Linked DNA regions of Mus musculus: all the other regions are linked to region 3. Evidence: chromatin loops called from intact Hi-C (ENCODE). Cell type or tissue: left cerebral cortex. All regions are shown on one strand.

Region 1 (2,500 bases), 980 kb after region 3:
GGTGCTCTCTGTTCCGGCGGGACTCCTGCCATGTGCTGAGCCATGCCCCTGGCCGCGCCCGCGGGCCGCGTATGGGGCAGCGCCTGAGCGGCGGCCGGTCCTGTCTCGATGTCCCGGGCCGGTTCCTGCCGCAGCCGCCGCCGCCCCCGCCGCCGGTGAGGAGGAAGCTCGCGCTGCTCTTCGCCATGCTTTGCATCTGGCTGTACATGTTTTTGTACTCGTGCGCCGGCTCCTGTACCGCCGCTCCCGGCCTGCTGCTCCTGGGCTCGGGGTCCCGCGCTACTCACGCTCAGCCAGCCCTGGTCACAGCTCCGAATGAGACATCCCCTAAGATGCCCTTCCGGGCACCTCCGGCCAATTCGCTGGCTGCAGGCAAGGATAAGACAGTAGGCGCTGGGAGCCAGGAGGAGCAGAGTCCAGAGGCGCCGGACTCCCCCAGTCCCATCTCCAGCTTCTTCAGCGGCGCTGGGAGCAAGCAGCTGCCGCAGGCCATCATCATCGGGGTGAAGAAGGGCGGCACGCGGGCATTGCTGGAGTTCCTGCGCGTGCACCCCGACGTGCGCGCCGTGGGCGCCGAGCCCCACTTTTTCGACCGCAGCTACCACAAGGGTCTTGCCTGGTACCGGTGAGTTTCCTCTCCAGGGGCCGCTGCGCCGGCCGTGATCCCGACCGTGAGCCCCCACCGGCCGTTGCGCGTCAGGTGGGGAGGGAAGCAGGGGTACAACTTCCGTCAATTTAGGGCGGGCGGGGACCAAAGTGCGACCGCACATTGCTGGTGGACAGTTGGGGAGAAATCAGATGCTCCGGAGTAGGCTGAGACAGCCACCTACAGAAACTTTTAGCTTGGCACCGTTGGCTGGTATGCTGCGCCCTAGAACCATTTAGGTGATCTCTCCACAAAGACACCCACCCGGCAGCTACTGGGAAAGCGCCGGAGGAACCGGTTACCTTTTGGCTGTGGCCGCATCCCACGCGAATAACTCGGAGTGGTTAGGATTTTGTCTCTCTTGCAGCCAGGGACGCGGGGAGGAGTGTTGTGCGCCTCTGGGTCACAGCCTTTAACGAGCACCAACTGCTAGAGTCGCTTCTGCTGCCCAGATGGGGAGAGGGGCGCAGGCTAAGGCTCAGAGCCAAGGGTGTTTTGAGTCTAACTTTTTGTTACAATTCTTCTTGTTGCCGCAACCCGAAGGGGGTCTGACCCGCTCAGCTTGCGAGGCGCTTGTGCTAGGGAGGGTAACCGGGAGGCTGCGCGACTTTGCTGGCTGCGGCGCGCCGGGCGTGGAGCTGTGCTGGTCCCTGTCGGGCAAAGGCGCGCACTGCAGCGCGCAGCCTCTTTGAAGGCTTCTGGGCGCCCGAGGCGCTGCCGGCGCAGCCGCTTCGCCTTCCCGGTCTCGGTGCTGGGAGCGCCAAGACAAGGACGTGTATTTCTGCGGACCTGGTACATGTCCGACCTCAAAGAATATCCCTGGGCCATTGATTGAGAAATGAGGGTTGTTTCGGGGTCGTGGCTTCCGGCTGTGAGCCCAGTTCTAAAGGGACCGAGGCTCCCGGGTCACATTCACGACCTCTGCCCACTGCATCCCGGGCTGCTGGTTTGGTGTGAGTTGCTGGAGGGGTCACACCCCAGTTTCCGGAAACCCAGCCGGGTCCTCAGCGCTTTAGGTCATCACCCAGCATTAGCGTCTCCCTCGATTTTTTTCCCCCCAGACCCAATTACTTTCAAAGAGCATCAGGATTTCCGAAAACAAGGAGAAACACGAACCGAACCCGGCTCTCTGCCTCGACCATACTTTCTAGGACACGGATGGCGTGGCAAATAAAAGGGCCTGACCCTGAGGATTAAAGCAGCTTCCTTCCCAGCCTCTCTCGCCCCCTCCCCTTTGTTCTTTACTACTATTATTATTATTTTAAATTGGGAAGAGTTGCCCAAGTCTGGAGGTTTAAGCCAGCAGTGACGGTCTCCTTTCTCACAGTTCCCAGAACACTGCGGGCTAAGAATGGAGACTCCGGGTGCAACGCTCGGATTCTCGTCCGATGAGTCCTGGGTCTCATCCGGGCACTGGGAATAACTTGGATTCTGGCTGGGCCTGGAAGGGTGAATCCTTGGGTGCAGCCAGGAGCAGTTTACCACGGGGGCCTTCGCTATCTGTAGGCTGTTGCCATCGATGTGTTGTTGATGCCATTACCTCTTTGCCTCCACTCGTCCTGTACACAACGGGCTCCTGGGATAAGGTTCCGAGGACCTGGTGGCAGGCTAATCTTTAGAATCATTTCTGGCGGAGCCGAACCCGAGGCAGCCTGGGTCTTTTTTTTTTTTTTTTTTTTAACCAGACCCACTCGGGCTGGGTTGGTAGCAAGTGGCGGGCGAGTCGCTGAGCCCTTGAAGGTTTTAGAGGCACCTGGGGCAGGTGGTGGAAATCCCCACTGGAAGATTCACACAGAGGCGGCGGCAGAGGTGGCTGCCTCCACCTGCCACCGCCCTTGGGGCTCTGGAGGCCCT
Region 2 (2,500 bases), 150 kb after region 3:
ATCAAGGAAAGTACAGATTTTCTTTTATCCATCTAATAGAAACTTCTCTACTATCCTTTGAGATAATATGCTCCTGAGTATAGCTCAAATCCTCTGGGCAAACTTTGGTGGAATTGTGTGAAGTGTTCTTTGGGTTGTTTCTGGGATTGTATAAGGAGGGTAAATGTTTCTGTCTTCCCAGGGAAGGCATATTCCAAATAGGTAGAGAAGAGGAAATAAGGAAGGGAGGAAGGAGAGAAGAATGGGAGGAAGAGAGAAGGAAGGAAGGGAGCGAGGAAGAAAGCAAAGAGAAAGGGAGGGAGAGGGCGATGGAGGAAAGGACAGGGGGAATGAGGGAAAGAAGGAAGACAGGAGGGGGAAGAGAAGAAAGAAAGGGGGGGAAAAGGAGGGAGAAAGGAAGCAGGGAAAGAGGAGAGGAGAGAGCAGAGAAAGGAAGAGAGAAAAGATGGGGAGGGAAGAAGAAGTACAACAGAGTACAAGGCTCTTCGTTCTTTCACCGTGATCCATCCTTATGGAGCCTGAATGAGTGTCCTGTCCTTGTATCAAAAACTTGCTCATCAGTGTTTCTACGCTTTGACTTGAATTTGGCCTAAGAGGCTCTTCCATGTGCTTTGGAAGTTTCCTTAACAACTGTAGACTAAGAATATCTGTGGATCCGGGCAGAGGGCAGTGTTGTCTCTAGGGACAGAGGACATGGTGACAACGAGACACCACTTCCTTTAAACAAGTTTGTGCACACATGCATATGCACAGTTAGATTATGGGTTAAAAGTATGTGCCAGTGACCATGCCTATGAATGTATATATGAGTAGTTGCTCTCAGATAAAAAGACAGCAGAAAATATTTAGAAGAAAGGAAGCCCTTTGCAGCTACTCAGAGATGCCTAGACACCGGGTCTTACAATGATCGTCTTTATCTAATTTTTCAAAGCAACCAAAAGATGTAAGACTCATGAGCCTCATACAGATATTTTATTAAGAAGTCTATTTTTGTGTATATGTGTGGGTTGGAGAGACGAATATGAAAGAGATGTATTGTTTTCTAACTACCTTGCTGGTCATATTCTCTATTCTGGGAAGGGCATGTTTAATGGTATCTCAGCTTGATTCTCTAACTTTGGGGTCCCGTTTGGTTTTTTTGAAGTATCTCATTTGGGTTCTTGAGACTCTGTTGTGTTTGTGTAAGGCCTCCCGCCTCATTCCTAATGCCTTCACTCTTCTCCCTCCTGCTTGGGTGGCCAGGCCTGTGGCTGGAGTGGCTTTTGGGGGAGATGGACTGGGTGGTCTGCTCAACACAGCAGCTCTATCCCTCTCTCGCCCCTGCCCTCCTTTCCCTGTCTGCTTGTGGTTGTAAGAAGGCAAAAAAAAAAAAAAAAAAAAAAAAAAAAAAAGGAGACAAATGTCTTTTTACTGAATGTTCTCAGTGAGATCATAACTGTTGTCCGGGAGGGCTACACACGTTGTTTTAGCTCATTTCTTTGACTGCATATTTATGAGTCATGGCTCCAGCTTGCCTGCTGGATAAGAAAAGCTTCTCCAAGTGCTTCTTGTGGATGTTTAGGGCTCTTTGTGAGATCTGTTCCTGCTTTTTTTTGGTGTGTGCAGATTTATCTGTTCAGATGAGAGTGTCCCCAGTGACTGTGTACTGTCTCGTGTATCATCCACAATTAGCTGTGAGTTTATATATTTCTATAGCACCTAACTCAGTGGACCTGAGAACAGGAAGGGGTTCACGCTTGTGTTCCCCCCAAATTCCTACATTGGAACATGATTCCTGGTGTGATTGTATTCAGAGCTGGGTACTCAAAGAGAGTGAGATTATAAGTGTGGCTTCTCCGTGCCAGGGATTAGTGACTGCATAAAAGATATCCAAGAGAGGTTGCTCTTCTCTCCACTGTGTGATAAGGCAGAGAAGAGGTACCTCCTATGAGCATCTTGGTCTAGATTTCTCAGCTTCCAGAACGGTGGGACTATTTCTGCTGTCAGTCACCAGAACAGACTAGGATGGGGCAGTCATAAAAAAACCAGACGTATACAGGCACACCTTTTTATGGAAAGTTTATAGTGAGGTGCCTGATCACCTGACCTTCACCACTCTTTTAAGTATTTTTTTTAAAGAAAAGTTATCATTAATCTTATTCAAACTGCAAACCCTGTGGGCTACAATAATGGCTGTCCTGTCGAGATATACTGCTGGTGCATTAGGAACTGTGGTGGTTTGAATAGGAATGGCTCCCATAGGCTCATATATTTGGATGCTGAGTCACCAGGGAGTGGAACTGTTTGCAAAGATCAGAAGAATTAGGAGGATATGGCCCAGCTGGAGGAAGTATGTCACTGGGAGTGGGATTTGAAGTTTCAAAAACCTACTCCAGTTGACTAACTCAGTCTCTCTCTCTCTCTCTCTCTCTCTCCCCCTCTCTCTCTCTCTCTCTCTCTCTCTCTCTCTCTCTCTCTCTGCCTACCCTGGATGTAGCTTTCAGCTACTGCTCCAGTATCT
Region 3 (2,500 bases):
CCCCCCCCCCACCACCACCTCGAGTTTGGGCAGGAACTGACCAGGTAACTCATACTGGGCTTGTTTACAGTGATTTAGCTGTGCAATGCAGTTTAGGAGGCTGGCGAGCTTCTAGGCACTGAGAGGACCATTGTCAGCCCAAGAAGCAGTGGCAGCAGGCGCCCCTGCCCTCCAACAGAATGTGTCCTTTCTGTTAAAATGTCAAGCTTGTTTTAAAAGGGGCTTACGTTATTGTTATTTTCTTTAACAGGAGGCTTTGAGGTGCGAACTGAAGGGTGTTATTCCTCCACCGAATGTGACTGCTGGGTTACCCAGGGTGCCCGTGCCCTGGAATGAATGGGCACATTATGCCTGCCATTAAAAGTTGTGGCTCTTAATTAAAAACGTGATCTTGGGTCTTTATGGAGACATTGTTTAGGTTTTCTCTAGCTGTTAACACGTAATAAATCATTTTAAAAGGACCTTTTCCCCCTATCGCCCCGAATGGGGAGTGCGTTTTTTAAAAAGCAATTGGAAAATAAAACCGGGATTAAATTTCGTGTTTGACAAGGTGCTAAGGGGCTCAGCACCTCAGCTGGGGTAAGACAAGAGAGCTTTGCTTAATCGGCTACTGACCTCTCCTTGCTGACTCTGGCCTGGCCTGGTGGGTTCAGGCTGCCAGGGTGACACTGGTGTCAAAAGTTTAGCTTGGAGATGTCAGGACAATTTACAGACAGCCCACCTTCACCTCTGTTCCCTCTATTATATTGTGAGTGTAAAACCCGTGGTGGAGAAGGCACCTCCTATCATCATGAGCTTGCCAGGAAAGCTAATAAAGTGAGGAGCACGTGGGTCCGTGCGGGTGTGGGAGAGATCCCAAAATCACCCTCCCCCCACACTAAAGATCTTGTTCTCCTTCTATATTCCTGATACAGCTTTCTAATGGTTTCCAGTTCCTAAAGAGATCCCAGCCTTCCCCCAGATCACCCGAAAGCGTGAATCTGACTGGTGGTCTGGGCCTTCTGACTTATTGGACTAGGCTTACAGCCTTTGGCTGGCACAGTGGAGAGGAGACTGGGGGCTGAAGCAGGGCATGTAGCATGTTGCACCCTGTCTCTGTGCCCCGTGGCCTGCATTCTTCTGCAGAGGAGGAAGACAACGCTTCACCGAACTGTTACCAGATAAGAACGATAACAACTTGAAAGGGTTACTTGTCGCTGGTGCAGAAGCTGCTTGCTGTCTGGGTGACATCCTTTTAAGGCAGGAGCCTCGCTGTCGTAATTCCCTAGCTTGCCAGCAGAGGGCAGAAGGTACATCGGCTTTACAGCACCTGGCATACCTGGTTTCTAGACTGGCTTTTCCTCCGCTGTCCTGGCTATGACCTCCATGCCTGTGTGCTGTGGGGACCACACACAGCAGGCAGTGGTTTTTCCAACGTGTTTACTGAAGGAAATTTCAAGAGAAACCTGTAGAAATTAGAAAACATCGGATTTCTCATTCCATGTTACAGTCCATTCCAAATTTGACCTTGGCCTGCAACCTGCGTTTCTAATCTGCTGAGACCCCTTTCTTTGGAGTGCAACCCTGTGTCCCTGTCTGCCAACTTTGCTCCACACTTCAATCTTGCTTTTCTGTGCCATCTCTACCTCGGAATTCGCCACGACTCAGGCAGCGGTTCTGTGCTCTCAGATGACCGGGATGTTCTCGGTCTCTTTCTCTCTCTCTCTCTCTCTCTCTCTCTCTCTCTCTCTCTCTCTCTCTCTCTCAAGATTCCATGATAGATGCTTGAATCCAGGCTATGCTGGTCCACACTTCAGCTCATGCCCGGAAGTCAAGGCCAATGCACCTGTCTCCACATCTCATCTTTCCGCAAATCTAAGAAAGCTCTGTGCTCTTCAGCCAGCTGCCGCTCTGTTACCAACAGAGAACTGGACAAGGACCGAGAAGGATTGTAATACCGTCAGATTCCTAGTGTTACACTTCTTCATGTTATCATCAGATGAATCTTCTCTGTAGAAAAGTGCAAGATATATGGAGAAGCCCCTCTCCTCCAGCCCTGCTCCCTAGGGAGCAAGGCAGTGTGTGTGAATCTTTCTAGGTAGAAGTATGCCTCTATTCAAATTGATTTTCATTATTACTAATTATTAAATCATGTTTGTGTTTTATATATATATATATATATATATATATATGCACCACATATATGATGTGTTATATATTTTACATTTGTATATGCATACCATATTTGATAAAACTTTGGCATAGCATACCTACAGTGGTTATACATATATTGACAGTCAAGAATAGATACCAATCCTAAATTGAACATCTTTTTCAGTTCTTCTTGCATTGATCTCAGGGAACACTGTGAAATAAGAGGCAGGAAGGATGCAAGAACTGGGGGCTGAGAGGAGAGCTGTGAAGTGTTGTCTTCTTGGCAAGGCGTGGACCTCTCAGATGGGCACATAGCAGCTGTGGTCACCAGCATAAGACCTGATCAAACTAGGGAAACTGCCAGCTT

Evidence for each region. A loop is a pair of places that touch in the nucleus more often than their neighbours do. Peaks named below come from ENCODE experiments on the same cell type or tissue, not always from the same donor. Only the 100,000 strongest peaks of a DNase experiment are listed, where the experiment ranks them.
Region 1: it touches region 3 in a loop (4-fold over the local background); 14 of 42 quality-filtered maps call a loop at or near these places.
Region 2: it touches region 3 in a loop (2.1-fold over the local background); 12 of 42 quality-filtered maps call a loop at or near these places.

What each region holds. Positions count from the first base shown.
Region 1 is chr11:63,919,459-63,921,958 of GRCm38, reverse strand. It overlaps Hs3st3b1 (heparan sulfate (glucosamine) 3-O-sulfotransferase 3B1), which reads left to right. Exons shown (of 2, transcript NM_018805.2): 1 at 1-625. The coding sequence starts at 72. Among named protein-coding and RNA genes, the nearest start is that of Hs3st3b1, 1.6 kb to the left of the region's middle. In left cerebral cortex, a CTCF peak has its summit at 1,302; a DNase peak (open chromatin) is centred at 1,308; H3K4me3 peaks cover 1,607 bases.
Region 2 is chr11:64,742,959-64,745,458 of GRCm38, reverse strand. No RefSeq gene overlaps it. Among named protein-coding and RNA genes, the nearest start is that of Gm30305, 25 kb to the right of the region's middle. In left cerebral cortex, no CTCF peak of the experiment used is centred here; a DNase peak (open chromatin) is centred at 1,514.
Region 3 is chr11:64,897,731-64,900,230 of GRCm38, reverse strand. It overlaps Gm12292 (a long non-coding RNA gene), which reads left to right and starts at 1,148. Exons shown (of 5, transcript XR_001780237.1): 1 at 1,148-1,289. In left cerebral cortex, a CTCF peak has its summit at 1,269 (motif pointing right); a DNase peak (open chromatin) is centred at 1,266.